3 separate regions of the Homo sapiens genome follow, and all the other regions are linked to region 1. The links are chromatin contacts, found by Hi-C or POLR2A ChIA-PET in ENCODE. All regions are on one chromosome and are shown on one strand. Each heading gives the region's core, a stretch centred on a gene start or an enhancer-like site at or near the end of the contact. The rest is flanking DNA. Distances are from core to core; before and after follow the strand shown.

What was found. A loop is a pair of places that touch in the nucleus more often than their neighbours do. ChIA-PET counts read pairs that join two places held with the same protein, here RNA polymerase II (POLR2A). Pooled maps may share reads with other maps.
Region 2: a loop to region 1 is called in a pooled map, with 3 times the contacts of the local background. The contact joins the promoter of NEMP1 here to the enhancer-like site in region 1. A Hi-C loop is called at or near these places in 6 of 50 pooled maps. POLR2A ChIA-PET finds 5 or more read pairs at or near these places in 2 of 52 experiments (A549 and GM12878).
Region 3: a pooled map shows a loop between it and region 1 (9-fold over the local background). The contact joins the promoter of STAT6 here to the enhancer-like site in region 1. A Hi-C loop is called at or near these places in 7 of 50 pooled maps. POLR2A ChIA-PET finds 5 or more read pairs at or near these places in 4 of 52 experiments (Caco-2, H1, Panc1 and 1 more).

What each region holds. Positions count from the first base shown.
Region 1 is chr12:57,278,385-57,282,913 of GRCh38, reverse strand. It overlaps R3HDM2 (R3H domain containing 2), which reads left to right. Exons shown (of 24, transcript NM_001394031.1): 14 at 2,384-2,556. Among named protein-coding and RNA genes, the nearest start is that of STAC3, 29 kb to the right of the region's middle. RefSeq lists an enhancer at 1,935-3,134. Within about 2 kb of position 2,578, at least 19 of the 41 ENCODE cell types and tissues checked have a DNase peak (open chromatin) inside an H3K27ac peak, as active enhancers do; they include GM12878, where a contact is called at or near this core.
Region 2 is chr12:57,076,876-57,081,404 of GRCh38, reverse strand. It overlaps NEMP1 (nuclear envelope integral membrane protein 1), which reads left to right and starts at 2,614. Exons shown (of 9, transcript NM_001130963.2): 1 at 2,614-2,786. The coding sequence starts at 2,660. RefSeq lists enhancers at 2,640-2,689, 2,810-3,059.
Region 3 is chr12:57,108,606-57,113,134 of GRCh38, reverse strand. STAT6 (signal transducer and activator of transcription 6) reads left to right here and starts at 1,773. Exons shown (of 22, transcript NM_003153.5): 1 at 1,773-2,006. It overlaps LOC124902946 (a long non-coding RNA gene), which reads right to left and starts at 2,413. Exons shown (of 2, transcript XR_007063334.1): 1 at 1,294-2,413; 2 at 256-1,178. RefSeq lists a silencer at 555-714 and enhancers at 754-1,699, 1,700-2,647.

The DNA of each region.
Region 1 (4,529 bases), core at 1,329-3,828:
TCCTCCCTTTGAAGAGTTGCTTGAATCTCATCCCAGAAGTTCTGTAGTTATCCTCAGAAGACATCAGTAGTGCTGAAGATTTTGCCTCTGACCCCTAGGTCTCTGCTGCCCTTCTCTGTTACCTCCTTTCTAATCCCACTGCCTCAGCCTTTATCCACACTTTTATTTTCTTTTATGTAATTATGACACTGGCGCCCAAACTGATATCTCTACTCCATTCTCAGCTCTTTTTATGATTTTTTTTTTGCTTTTTCAAGAGTCGGGGTCTTGCTGTTATCCAGGCTGGATTGCAGTTGCACCATCACAGCTTACTGCAGCCTTGAACTCCTGGGCCCAGATGATCCTCCCACCTCAGACTCCCAAGTAGCTGGGATTACAGACATGAGCCATTGCATCTGGTTGCTTAGCCCTTTTTAGAGCCAGTTTGCCAATCTAAAACAGATCTAAACTCATCAGTAGTCTTTTAAAAATGTTCGTTTCTGCATCCTCACCTGAATAGTAAAATCCAAATTACTTAATATAGCATAACTTCCTGACTCCAGTTTGCCATTGCTGTCTAATTTCCAGATCTTTCCTTCTTTCCAACCATTTCTTTCTTTCCTTTTTTTTTTTTTGAGATGGAGTCTTGCTCTTGTTACGCAATGGCACGACCTCGGCTCACTGCAACCTCCGCCTCCCGGGTTCAAGCGATTCTCCTGCCTCAGCCTTTCGAGTAGCTGTGATCACAGGCACCCGCCACCACGGCCGGCTAATTTTTTGTATTTTTAGTAGAGATGGGGTTTCACCACGTTGGCCAGGCTGGTCTCAAACTCCTGATGTCAGGTGATCCACCCACCTAAGCCTCCCAAAGTGCTGGGATTACAGGCATGAGCCACCACACCCAACCAACCATTTCTTGAATATGGCATTAGCTTTGTTTCCTCTTGGTCTTATAAGCATCTGTCATTCTTCAACCCCAGCTTTCCTGCTGACCCCTCTTTAAATCCTTTCCTGACCCTCCCAGGAGTTTTTGCTTCCTCATCTTTGCTTTCATGCAACTTTGTCGATATCACTGATGTATTCCTTATCCTTATCAGATTATAATTGTCATGTGGATGTCTATCTCCCATCAGAAGTTCCTGTGCTGTTGGCTGGGCATGGTGGCTCACACCTGTAATTCTAGCACTCTGGGAGGCAGAGGCAGGCAGATCACTTGAGGCCAGGAGTTCGAAACCAGCCTGGCCAACAAGGCAAAACCCCATCTCTACCAAAGACATCAAAATTAGTTGGGCGTGGTGGTGGGTGCCTGTAATCCCAGCTACTTGGGAGGCTGAGGCAGAAGAATCGCTTGAACCTGGGAGGTGGAGGTTGCAGTGAGCCAAGATCGTGCCACTGCATTCCAGCCTGGGCGACAGAGTGAGACCCTGTCTCAAAAAAAGAAAAAAGTTCCTGTGCTGTTAAGGGCAAGGACTGTGTTTCACTCATCTTTATGTCTTTAGTTCATTATACAGTGCTTGGCACATAGTAAAGTATGTTGTGTTGAATGAGTTCATGCCTTGGAGAGCCTAGAAATGGGGAAATGAGTTGGATAAAGGTTATGTGTATGCTTGAAGTTTTCTCAGCAACATTTTTTTTTTTTTTTTTTTTGAGACCGAGTCTCGCTCTTGTCGCCCAGGCTGGAGTGTCATGGCGCGATCTCAGCTCACTGCAACCTCTGCCTCCTGGGTTCAAGCGATTCTCCTGTCTCAGCCTCCCAGGTAGCTGGGATTACAGGCGCCCACCCTCAAGCTCGGATAATTTTTATATTTTCAGTAGAGACGGAGTTTCACTATGTTGGTTGGCCAGGCTGGTCTCAAACTCCTGACCTCAGGTGATCCACCCGCCTCAGCCTCGCAAAGTGCTGGGATTACAGGCATGAGCCACTGCGCCCGGCCCTCAGCAACTTTTATAAGAGATGTTGCAAATTGAGAAGAAAGCAAAGAGAAGACAGATCTCTCTCTCTCTAGCAAAAGGACGGATCTCTTAAGAGACCAAAAATCTGTGCCTTCCCAGGAAGTAAGCATTTATATTTTCAGCTATCTAAGTTTGATGGACAGATTCCAGACACTTCAGGGGAGGTGCTTCAGCAGCCTCACATTTTGTTCAATTTCATAACCAAACTTGACAGTCAAGGTGGTTCCTGTCCCTAGGGAGCAGAAGCCTGCAAAGAGGAGGACTGGCATCAGCAAGGCAGCTGAAATGCATCTGTGCTCATCTGTGAATCTTCAAAAGACAGTGGGGGAGGGGACAAAAGGGAATAAAGAGGAAAGGCAAAGAAAAAGTAGAGCCCTCTGACTAAGCTTCCAGGGATAATGTGTTCGTGGCTTATGCTTACAACTTTTTGTGGGTTTCTTCTTTGCCTTAGGTATGGCACTAGGTGCCCCAGAAGTGTGCAACCAGGTCACCTCATCCCAGTCTGTCCGGGGGCTTCTCCCTTGTACTGCCCAGCAGCAACAGCAGCAGCAGCAGCAGCAACTTCCTGCTCTCCCACCCACGCCTCAGCAACAGCCACCCTTGAATAATCACATGATCTCACAGGTGAGTCACCACTCAGTGTCAGAGTCCTCTCCACTCTGATTCAAGCAAACTTTAGATGTACCGTCATGTCTCTTGTGCTGTGGGTGGCAGGAAGGATCAGTTTTTGGAGACATGCCACTCTCTCCCCCATTTCTCATTTGTTAGTTGTAGGGAAAGAAGAACCTTGAGCAAAGGTTTTGCCAAATAACTACTGAGTCAGCTTGGGGGTTTTTTGCTTTATATTTCTTCCTCTGCTTCCTGAACATTGTCAGTAGAATCTTTTATTTCATACCACATTTCTACTGTACCCCATCTCCCTCTATGTCCATGTGTAATTAACAAGGCATTTTTTTCCATTACATCTATATATTGGAACTTGAAAAGATTATAACTTCCACCATCATCTGACCAACTATGTGGACCCATAAACACCTATTTATGTGTTGGGGTTTGCGGAAAAAAGAAATAACACTCAAGACCCCTTCCATACATATGCCACGAAACACAAAGACTCCAAATGTGTCTTTGTTTTCCATGACTCAAAAGGGCTGTATCCTTCTCCTTCTGTTGCTGGACTGGTAAATGTTGGTACCAACTAGAGTTTAAGTGAAGTTTTGCATCTGTGGAGACCAGGAAGGTCATTAGCCTAAGAATCAGTCCTGTTCTAAACCAGAACTTCAGTATTCTGTTTTATTTCTTTCTTTTAATTTTTAAAAAATGTATTGTTATTATTATTATTTTGAGATAGGGTCTTGCTTATGTTGCCTAGGCTGGTCTCAAACTTGTGGGCTCAAGTGATCCTCCCTCCTTGGCCTCCTAAAGTGCTGAGATTACAGGCATGAGCCACCATGCCTGGCCATTGTCATTAAGGTGACTATGTTTAAAAGTCACCTTAAGGCCAGGCATGGTTGCTCAAGCCTGTAATCCCAGCACTTTGGGAGGCTGAGGCGGGTGAATCACCTGAGGTCAGGAGTTCAAGACCAGCCTGCCCAACATGGTGAAACCCGGTCCCTACTAAAAATACAAAAATTAGCCACGTATGGTGGCGGGTGCCTGTAATCCCAGCTACTAGGGAGGCTGAGGCAGGAGAATCGCTTGAACCCATGAGGCGGAGGTTGCGGCGAGCCGAGATCGCGCCACTGCTCTCTAGCCTGGGCGACAGAGTAAGACCCTGTCTCAAAAAAAAAAAAAAAAAAAAAAGTCACCTTAATACTCCGAGCAGAGCTGTGCTGAGATCTTCACTTACTCCCTTCTCACACGAATAGAGCTCTTTTTGAGGAGAGCCCCATACTTTATCCTGAAGTATTCTCTGGTAGCTGGAAAGCCCATGTGTCTGCAGTCTTTTCTGCTGTAGTTTACATTCTCATGTTACCTCCCAGGCTCCCTCATCCCTCTGCTTATTAGTCCAGCTTGGCCTTAGATATATTTCTTCCCTAGGTGTAAGAAGCAAGTCCCAAACACTAATACCCCATGAACTAGAAACTAGAGTGCAAAGACCCCAGAATGGCCCAGTATTGCCCTATCTCAAATATTGTGAAATGAAGCTGAAACAAAGAACAGTGAAGATCTAGGAAATCCTACTTTGTGTCTAAATGTAATTTGCATGCAAGTCATTGCAGTCCTCTATCTTAGTCTAAGTCAGTTCTTTCTATAGTCCTAACTTTCTTGTTCTACCACCATCTACCCCAGTAAGTCTCGTTCACTTCAGTTTACCTTGCTCCCTACTGAAGCATAGTGTCCTTGTATGTGTACTTTTCTCTGTCTGTGTCTTAATTCAAACCTGTAAGTGGGTAAACTATGCTTCTCCTTCTGTCATCTGCTACCGTGTTTTTTATGTGTATGACTTGCTTTTCCAAGGTCCTAATATTTTCTAGGTTTTTTTTTCCCTAAAATGTGTATTTTAATAGTCTTGCTCCCTTTTCTCCCTCTTAGTCTCCCATCTGCCTGCATCTTCCACCTATAATCTCATACCTAGAAACAGACGAGACGGCAAG
Region 2 (4,529 bases), core at 1,365-3,864, 200 kb after region 1:
GGGCGGGGTGGCACACACCTGTAATCCCAGCTACTTGGGAGGCTGAGGCAGGAGAATCGCTTGAACCTGGGAGGGGGAGGTTGCGGTGAGCCAAGTTTGTGCCATTGCACTCCAGCCTGCTCAACAAGAGTGAAACTCTGTCTCAAAAAACAAAAACAAAAAAGCCCATAATGATGTTTGGATGACTTTGACAGCTTTGAGGAGTACTGGTCAGGTATTTTGTAGGATGCCTCTATTGGAATTTGTCTAATGTTTTTCTCAAGATTAGAGTGGTGTTATGGGTTTTGGGAAGGAAAACCACAGAGTTAAAATGCCATTTTCATCTCATGTTATCAAGGGTACATAGTATCAACATGATTGATGCTGACTTCCCTAGGTCAGCTGAGGGAGTGTGTGTGTGAAATACAGGATGACCATATCAGCACTGTTGGCCTAGACTTTTCCTTCTGAGAATGAAATCTCTTCTCTTGCCCATAGCTCAGCCCCATTTTGACTTTTTTTTTTTTTTTTTGAGACAAGAGAGGCTCGCTCTGTCACCCAGGCTGGAGTGAAGTGGCATGATCTCGGCTCACTGCAACCTCTGCCTCCTGGGCTCAAGCAATTCTTCTGTCTCAGACTCCTAAGTAGCTGGGATTACAGGAACCTGCCACCATGCTGGGCTAATTTTTGTATTTTTATTAGAGATAGGGTTTTGCTGTGTTGGCCAGGCTGGTCTCGAACTTCTGGCCTCAAGTGATCCTCCCACCTCAACCTCCCAAAAGTGCTGGGATTACAGGCATGAGCCACCATGCCCAGCCCATTTTGACTTTTTTTTTTTTTCTCTTTTGAGACAGAGTCTTGCTCTGTCACCCAGTCTGGAGTGCAATGGGGCGATCTTGGCTCACTGCAGCCTCCGCCTCCTGGGTTCAAGGGATTCTCCTGCCTCAGCCTCCTGAGTAGCTGGGCTTACAGCCACCTACCACCATGCCTGGCTAATTTTTGTATTTTTAGTAGAGACGGGGTTTTGCCATGTTGGCCAGGCTGGTCTCGAACTCCTGACCTCAGTTGATCCACCCGCCTCGGACTCCCAAAGTGTTAGGATTACAGACCTGAGCCACCATGCCCGGCCCATTTTGACTTTTAAAAAGGTCCTTGTTTTAGACCAGGTGCAGTAGCTTACTCCTGTAATTTCAGTAATTTGGGAGGCCAAGGTGGGATAATCACTTGAGGCCAGGAGTTTGAGGTCAGCCTGGGCAACATAGCAAGATATTGTCTCTACAAAAAGTAATTAAAAAAAATTAAGCCAGACATAGTGGCTCATGCCTGTAGTCCCAGCTACTTGGGAGATTGAAGTGGGAGGATCATTTGATCCTGGGAGTTCGAGGCTGCAGTGAGCTGTGGTTACACCACTGCATTCCAGAAGGGTTACAGAAGGAGACCTTGTCTCAATAACAACAACAACAACAACAACAACAATGAAACAAACAAATAGCTGGGCATGGTGGTGCATCCCTGTAGCCCAACCTATCTAGGAAGCTGAGGTGGGAAGATGGTTTAAGTCCAGGAATTCAAGGTTACACTGAGCTGTGATGGTGCTGTTGCACTCCAGCTTGGGTGTCAGAGAATGACCCTGTCTCTAAAAACATTAAAAAAAAAAATTCTTGTTTTGAAAGCTTGAACCTTCCCCAGGAGATGCCCCCTTCCTTGAATTCCTCAATTCATTTGGCTCTATCATCTGTAGTTTTCCTACCCATCACCATCAGATCCTCTTAAAAAAAAAGTTTCAATTTCTACTAACAGTTTCTGAACACCTGGATCTCTGCTGGGCCCTGTGTTAAATCATTGAATGGGAAGCAGCTAATCCATATAAATAACTCCGGCTTTGGAGTCAGTAGGATTTAGGTTGGGATCACAGACCAGATGAACTATGAAATCTTGGGCAGGTTCCTGTGGCTGTCTTGGCTTTGGCTTCTTAAATGGAGAGAATTATATTTGTCTCACAAGATGATAAGAGGAATAAATGAATCTTTCTTAATCCTAACATTAATTTTACTTCCAAAAATAAAAATCCTATGAATACATTTTTAAAAGCTAATGTTTATGCTTATAAAATATTGACACACACTTTTTTGTGACTTCTATTTTAAATCCTTTAGGACTTTGGAGAACCACACTTTTGTCAGTCGACTTTAAAAATCGTCCTATCAGGGTCCTACTCATAAAGCGATCTCAATTGTAGGCGTCTCATAACAGAAAGGTCGTGATAAAAAGTAACCGAAAGAAAACGGAAGGAACTTCAGACAGCTTCTATGGAAATACCGAGTTTGGTCAAGGAGGCCTCTCCCATTCCGATTTTCTATTGGTTAAACTTACCATCAATCACACCAGTTGTAAATAAACTGAAGACGGAAGCATGTTGTTAGCGGGGTGGGATCTTCCTGTCGCCACTGCTAGGGTGAGAACCCATTTTCCAATAGGCTGAAAGCTGCTTTTCCCGCCCTCTCTCTTCAGTTGCTAAGGGGCGGGACTCATAGGGCCCTTGGAGGGCTGGGTGCTCGAAGCCCTGCCCATCCCATTGGTTGATAGGGGCGGGTTTCGTAGAGGATAGGCTGCTGTCGTTGCCCGTTCGGAGTTAGTTGCTGGGGTAAGGCACGTGAGGAGGAGGTGGCTTGAGGCAACCATGGCGGGAGGAATGAAAGTGGCGGTCTCGCCGGCAGTTGGTCCCGGGCCCTGGGGCTCGGGAGTCGGGGGCGGTGGGACAGTGCGGCTACTCTTGATCCTCTCCGGCTGCTTGGTCTACGGCACAGGTACCGCCCGGGCAGCAGCTGCCAAGGGGGCAGGTGCCGAGGGGGTTATTTTTGGAAAAGGGATTGTCCCGAGGGCGCGGGCCGTTACTCTGCAGAAGGGCGGTGGCTCTACCGAGGGCCGCCGGCGTAGTGTGGTGGAAGAAACTTGGCAGGCTAGTGGGCGTCGGGACTGAGGGTCTGGGCCCTGAAGCGGGCTGGGGCAGCTTCCAGAGTGGGGAGGAGCCTGAAGCCTTTTGGCGGAGACAGGAAGGGAGGCCTAGACTGGTTGAGAAGCAGTCCTGGGGGCTGTGTCTCGTTGCAGAAGCCTTGAGTTTCTTGGTTAAAAGCGAGAAAACCTGGGGACCATTCTGGGCAGGCAGAGCAGCCGCGGGAAAGGGACCATCTCATTCATTCGGCAAATCAGCAAACACCATCTGAGCGTATGCTCTGTCAGGACGCAGGGCACGGGTGGCAGAACGGATGTAGTTGACAGAAATGCAGTGATCTCTACTATCTTCTGCTCTTGTAAAACCTTGATTCCTTACCGCCCCCGGCCCGCGAGATGGAGTCTAGCTCTGTCACTCAGGCTGGAGTGCAGTGGTGCGATCTCGCTCACTGCAACCTCCGCCTCCTGGGTTCAAGCAATTCTCCTGCTTCAGCCTCCGGAGTAGCTGGGATTACAGGCACCCGCCACCGCGCCCGGCTAATTTTTGTATTTTTAGTAGAAATGGGGTTTCACTATGTTGGCCAGGGTGGTCTCGAACTCCTGACCTCGTGATCCATCCGCCTTGGCCCTCCCAAAGTGCTGGGATTACAGGTGTGAGCCACCGTGACCGGCCAAATAATGCATGTTTATTTTAGATGATTTGGCAAGGTACAATTAAGTATAAAGAAGCAGGCAGAAACCACACTGTTAATCCATTCAGAAGCAATCTATTTTAGCACACTTTCTTCTGATCTTTTTCCACATATTTTTAATTTTTTATGAATTGATAATTTGTATCCAGTTAGTACTCTAGTTCTCTTCCCTGGAGGCTGCCAGTCGTTACCAGAGATAGTTTTCTCGTTTGATTTTGTAGTACAATAATTTTCCCAAGTAATTTAAAATTCTTTTTTTGTTTTTTTGTTTGTTTGTTTGTTTGAGATGGAGTTTTGCTCTTGTTGCCCAGGCTGGAGTGCAGTGGTGCAATCTCAGCTCACTGCAACCTCCGCCTCCTGGGTTTAAATGATTCTCCTGCCTCAGCCTCCTGAGTAGCTGGGATTACACTTGCCCGCCACCACGCCCGGCTAATTTTTTTTTTTTTTTTTTAAACAGAGTCTCCCTCTTTCGCGCAGGCTGGAGTGCAGTGGCCAGATCTCGGCTCACTGCAAGCTCCGCCTCCCAGGTTCACGCCATTCTCCTGCCTCAGCCTCCCGAGTAGCTGGGACTACAGGCGCCCACCACCACGCCCGGCTAATTTTTTGTATTTTTAGTAGAGAGGGGGTTTCACCGTGTTAGCCAGGATGGTCTTGATCTCCTGACCTCGTGATCCGCCCGCCTCGGCCTCCCAAAGTGCTGGGATTACAGGCATGAGCCTCCACACCCGGCCTTAAAATTCTTTGTAAATGTTGTCTTACTTGTATTACATTCCAATGTATGTGCAGATGTTCATTTAATTTTTTTTCTCCACCCCCCGCCCGCCCCGCCCCGCAGAATGTAGTCTTGCTGTCTGGCCCAGGCTGGAGTGCAGTGGTGCAATCTCGGTTCCTGTTTCAAGCCATTCT
Region 3 (4,529 bases), core at 524-3,023, 170 kb after region 1:
GAGTGGGCACTCGGGAGCACATACAAAGCACGTGTGCCGTGAACACGTATGTGCACACACCTTGATCCTAGCATGGCTTGTTGGACAAGCCAATGGACAGAGTCCCTGCCTGCCACCTCCACCCCTGCTCTCCCTTCTCTTCCATTCACTGTCCTGCAGACACAGCAAACACATACGCACATACACCCTCAATATCCTTTTGGCAGTAACATGACCCCCAAATCTGGGGACTTCTATGTAGGATGGAGACCCTTCTCCTTTCCTCATACCTGGTTTATTATGAACCATAAAAATAGTGCCTGACAGTTACTGTGTGTCAGGCATTGTTCTAAGCCTTCAGATGTTTTACTGCATTTTATTCTCACATTATGGGTTAAGACTTATTTGCTCCATTTTACAGATGACGAGAATGAATCACAGAGTAAATTGCTCAGGGTTGTGTGGTTAGCAGCATTAGCAGGATTTGAACCCAAGCAGCCTGTATCCACAGTCCAGTCTTTTAACTGCTATATTTTGCTGTGTTCAAACCCTCTGCTGCCTGGCTGGGTCCACACACGTGCACTCATGTACAGACCTGCGGGGTAGCAAGGGATGGAGGAGGAGGAGCTGGTTCTGGAAATCAATTCAGGCACCAGGGGGCAGCATAGGCCTAGCTTTGGCCCCTCAGCCCAGCCCCTGCTATGGGAGGGAGGAGGGGAGTAGAAACTTCCTCCCACCGCCCCTCAGACACCACCTCTTCCACACACCGGGGCTCTCAGGTGTCCGGGAGTAAAGGCCTCTCTGGATCCCTTGGTCTCCTCCAGCTCCTCCCCCAGCAAAAACTGCAGAACCCTCCACTAGTTATGTTGATGACTCAGAAGTTGAGCAAGACTGTGTGTGTGTGTGTGTGTGTGTGTGTGTGTGTGTGTGTGTGGTGTTGTGATTGCAATGGGCTCTGTTTGTGAGCCTGCCTGCACGTGTGTGTGTGTGTGTGTGTGTGTGTGTGTGTAGTCTTGTGGTCAGGGAAGTTGTGCATGTGTGTGTTTGTTTCTTGGCGTGTCTCAGTGTTTACCCCAGAAACATATAGGAACTTGGCAGATAGGAACACAGCAGATTCGTATTCAAACTTGCCCCTTGTGAATCTGCAGGCAGCAGCTCCGGCTTGTGCTGGTTCCCACCACAGTCTCAGGAGGGGTGCCCTGTGAGGAGAGAGCAAAGACCAGCTTCAGTCCAAGGGACTCCTAGAGTCTTCCAGAATTCTGAGCTGAGGGTTCCCCTCCCCCACTCCCTCCCGTCAGTGGTCACGAGACCGACCTCTAAGGCGTTCCCTGCCGGAAGGGAGGGGGACCTAGGAGTTGGCTGGCATCGAGCTCCCTGGCGGCTTTTTAGGGTCCTCCACTGGAGGGAGCGCAGAGTCCAGAGGGATTTACTTTTCCTGAGGCCCTGGGGAGCCCAGTCCCTTGTGGGTCCAAACCCCAGCCCTTGGCAGAGTTTGAGTTTGGGAGCCAGGCAGTTAGGGGTGGCAAATCTCTGTTTGATATTGGGTGACTTTCTGGAGAAAAGCTGATGCTTTTGAGGGGGACAGAGTAAGTGGGGGTCAGCCTCCCCCCAAGCCTGGCTCCAAGGCCTGGACCCCAGTCCTGATCCCCCACGTGTTCCCCCACTCGGCACAGGAGGCACACATATTCACCCCACTTTCTTCCTCTTCCTCCTCCAGCCCACTTTCTCTTCTCTGTGTCGTCAGAGCTCCAGGGAGGGACCTGGGTAGAAGGAGAAGCCGGAAACAGCGGGCTGGGGCAGCCACTGCTTACACTGAAGAGGGAGGACGGGAGAGGAGTGTGTGTGTGTGTGTGTGTGTGTGTGTGTATGTATGTGTGTGCTTTATCTTATTTTTCTTTTTGGTGGTGGTGGTGGAAGGGGGGAGGTGCTAGCAGGGCCAGCCTTGAACTCGCTGGACAGAGCTACAGACCTATGGGGCCTGGAAGTGCCCGCTGAGAAAGGGAGAAGACAGCAGAGGGGTTGCCGAGGTGAGGGGTTGCCTCCGAGGTGGGTGCGGGGGCCTCTATGAGTGCATGGGGGTGGATTCGTGGGGGGAGCTCTCGGGATCCTCCCCTGGCTGGGTGGATGGTCCCCAAGAGATGGTTTCAGCTAGTGTTGGTGGCTGGTGGCACTGGGTTTTAGCAGTTTCGAACTCCTGGAGGAATCTGGGAGGGTCCAGGCCTCAGTACTCCCCTCCCCCATGGGTCACGTTTTCACAGCCTCACCCCTGCACCCCCAGGGCCATGGAAAGTCAGGGAAAGGAGGTGAAGGAGTGCCCCTCTGCCCTGAGTCGGGGGAAGTGGCCGCCCCTCCCTGGAAGGTTGATGCCAGAGGGCAGTGGATCCTTGTTAAACCCCTATCCTGCCCTCCACTAAAGGTTCCTGTTCAAGGGTGTGGCTGGGGCGTGAGCAAGCCCCAGATGTAGACCTCATGGTGGCCCAGACGAGGGGGAATTTCCCCCTCAAAACTGCTCCACGCTTGGCTGCTGTAGACGCTGAGATTTCCCAGCGGCGGCGCCGAGTTAACCCTCCTCGTGCTGAACTGGCTCCACCTCCCCGCCTGCCCCCACCGCCACATTCACGCATTGGGCAACTCAGAGAAGCTGTTTTAACTTTCGATCCTGTGGTCCCACAATCAGAGGACTCGGGCAGATAGGGGTTGAGATAAGCGAGTTTAGGCCACCAAGCGGGCGGACGAGGATCCCAGACCTTGCGCTTCCCTTCTGAGTTTGGGAGGTAACACTGGCCCCGCCCCTCACGCCGTGGCTCCTCCCTCCCTTCCCCTTCAAGGGGCTGAAGACAAAAGGTGCCCCTGTCCTGGTCAAGCCAATCGACCCAGCCTTGTTATGGGTTGGGGTGGGGAGAAATGTGTCCTCCTGATGGCTGGGGAAGAAGAGGGGTTGGATATTTCTAGCCAGGGCCATGCCAGGAGGCTGGTCACTCTGCAAGGGGATGCAGAGGAAAGCGGTGCCCACTCACTCCAGAGGACCTTTCTCTCTTGGGCTAGAGAAAGGCCTATTGGAGGAACCTGAGCAGGAGGGGTAAGGATTCTGCCTTGAGGAGAAAAGAGCTGGGGTAAGTGGGCACTGGAGGAAAGAGGGGCATGAAGGTCTTGGAGCAGAAACGTCCAGAGAAGGGACCTCTCCATTTTCCATCCCTCTGAGAGGCCTGGGAGAGGTGAGAGGCTGAACGTGCAACAGGAGGACTTGGGGTTACTGGGTTTGGGGAGACCTGGGGAGTTGTCATCCCATCCTCTCCCTCATCTCTGGGAGAGGGATATTATGAGAAACGTGAACTGAGAGGCCCCTGGGAAACCACTGGTTACCCAGTCCTCCCTGAACCTGGAAATGGGGATGCAACCCCCTCTTCTACTTCCCTGTCCCCTCCTCTCCTTTCTACCTGTTTTCGTCTCTCATCTTTGCCTTCTAGCCCTCCAGCTTCCTCTCTCTTCTAGGCTCTTTCCTCCTAGCTTACTAAACCCGCCTTTTTTCCAGTCTCTTCCATCCTCTTCCTTAGTTCTCTCTACTTTCCTTTTCCACCTCTCCTCCTTCAAGTCTCCTCCCACCTTCCCCCACTTCTTAGGATGATCAGATTTGCCCCTGGAAGGGATCCTAACAACACAGTGCGATGGTTAATCCCCACTCAGATTCAAAGCCTGCTTTCCAAACTCACTTACTGAGTGGCCTTGGGCAGAGTAGAGAAACTCCTTAAGCCTCAGTTTCTTCATCTATAAAATGGGATATTATATATTTTAAAAAGTGTCGTGAGGCCTGAAGGAGATAATACACTGAGTGTAATGCCTCATACACAGTAAGTGCTTAACAAATAGTAGCTGTTATTACTCTCCCATCCTCTTCATCATCTAGCCTTGTGGTTTTCATTTTTATTTTATTTCATTTATTTATTTATTTATTTTGAGGCAGAGTCTCTCTCTGTCGCCCAGGCTGGAGTGCAGTGGCTCGATCTCTGCTCACTGCAAGCTCCGCCCCCCAGGTTCACGCCATTCTGTCACCTCAGCCTCCCCAGTAGCTGGGACTACAGGCGCTCGCCACCACGCCCTGCTAATTTTGTTTTTGTATTTTTAGTAGAGATGGGGTTTCACTGTGTTAGCCAGGATGGTCTTGATCTCCTGACCTCGTGATCTGCCCGCCTCGGCCTCCCAAAGCGCTGGGATTACAGGCATGAGCCACTGCGCCTGGCCGAGCCTTGTGGTTTTCAAATTATCTCATGGAGTCCTAGAATTTTGAGAGGTTTGTCTAGGGATGCCTTTGGCGTCAGGAGGTGGGGAGAGGGAAGTAGAAGCAGTCGAGTTTCAGGCTTTCCATGCTTGCTTTCAACAGGGCATCTTCGGTTTCGTACCTTTTATGTAATTGAGATTCCACAGATTAAAAGCTGACATTGCCTACCGCTTTAAAAAGTTTGGAAAGTTTTCCACTCATCTAACACTCATATTTTATAGATGAGAAGATCGAAGCCCACAAAGGGAAGGCTCTTTGCCCACAGAACCAGAGC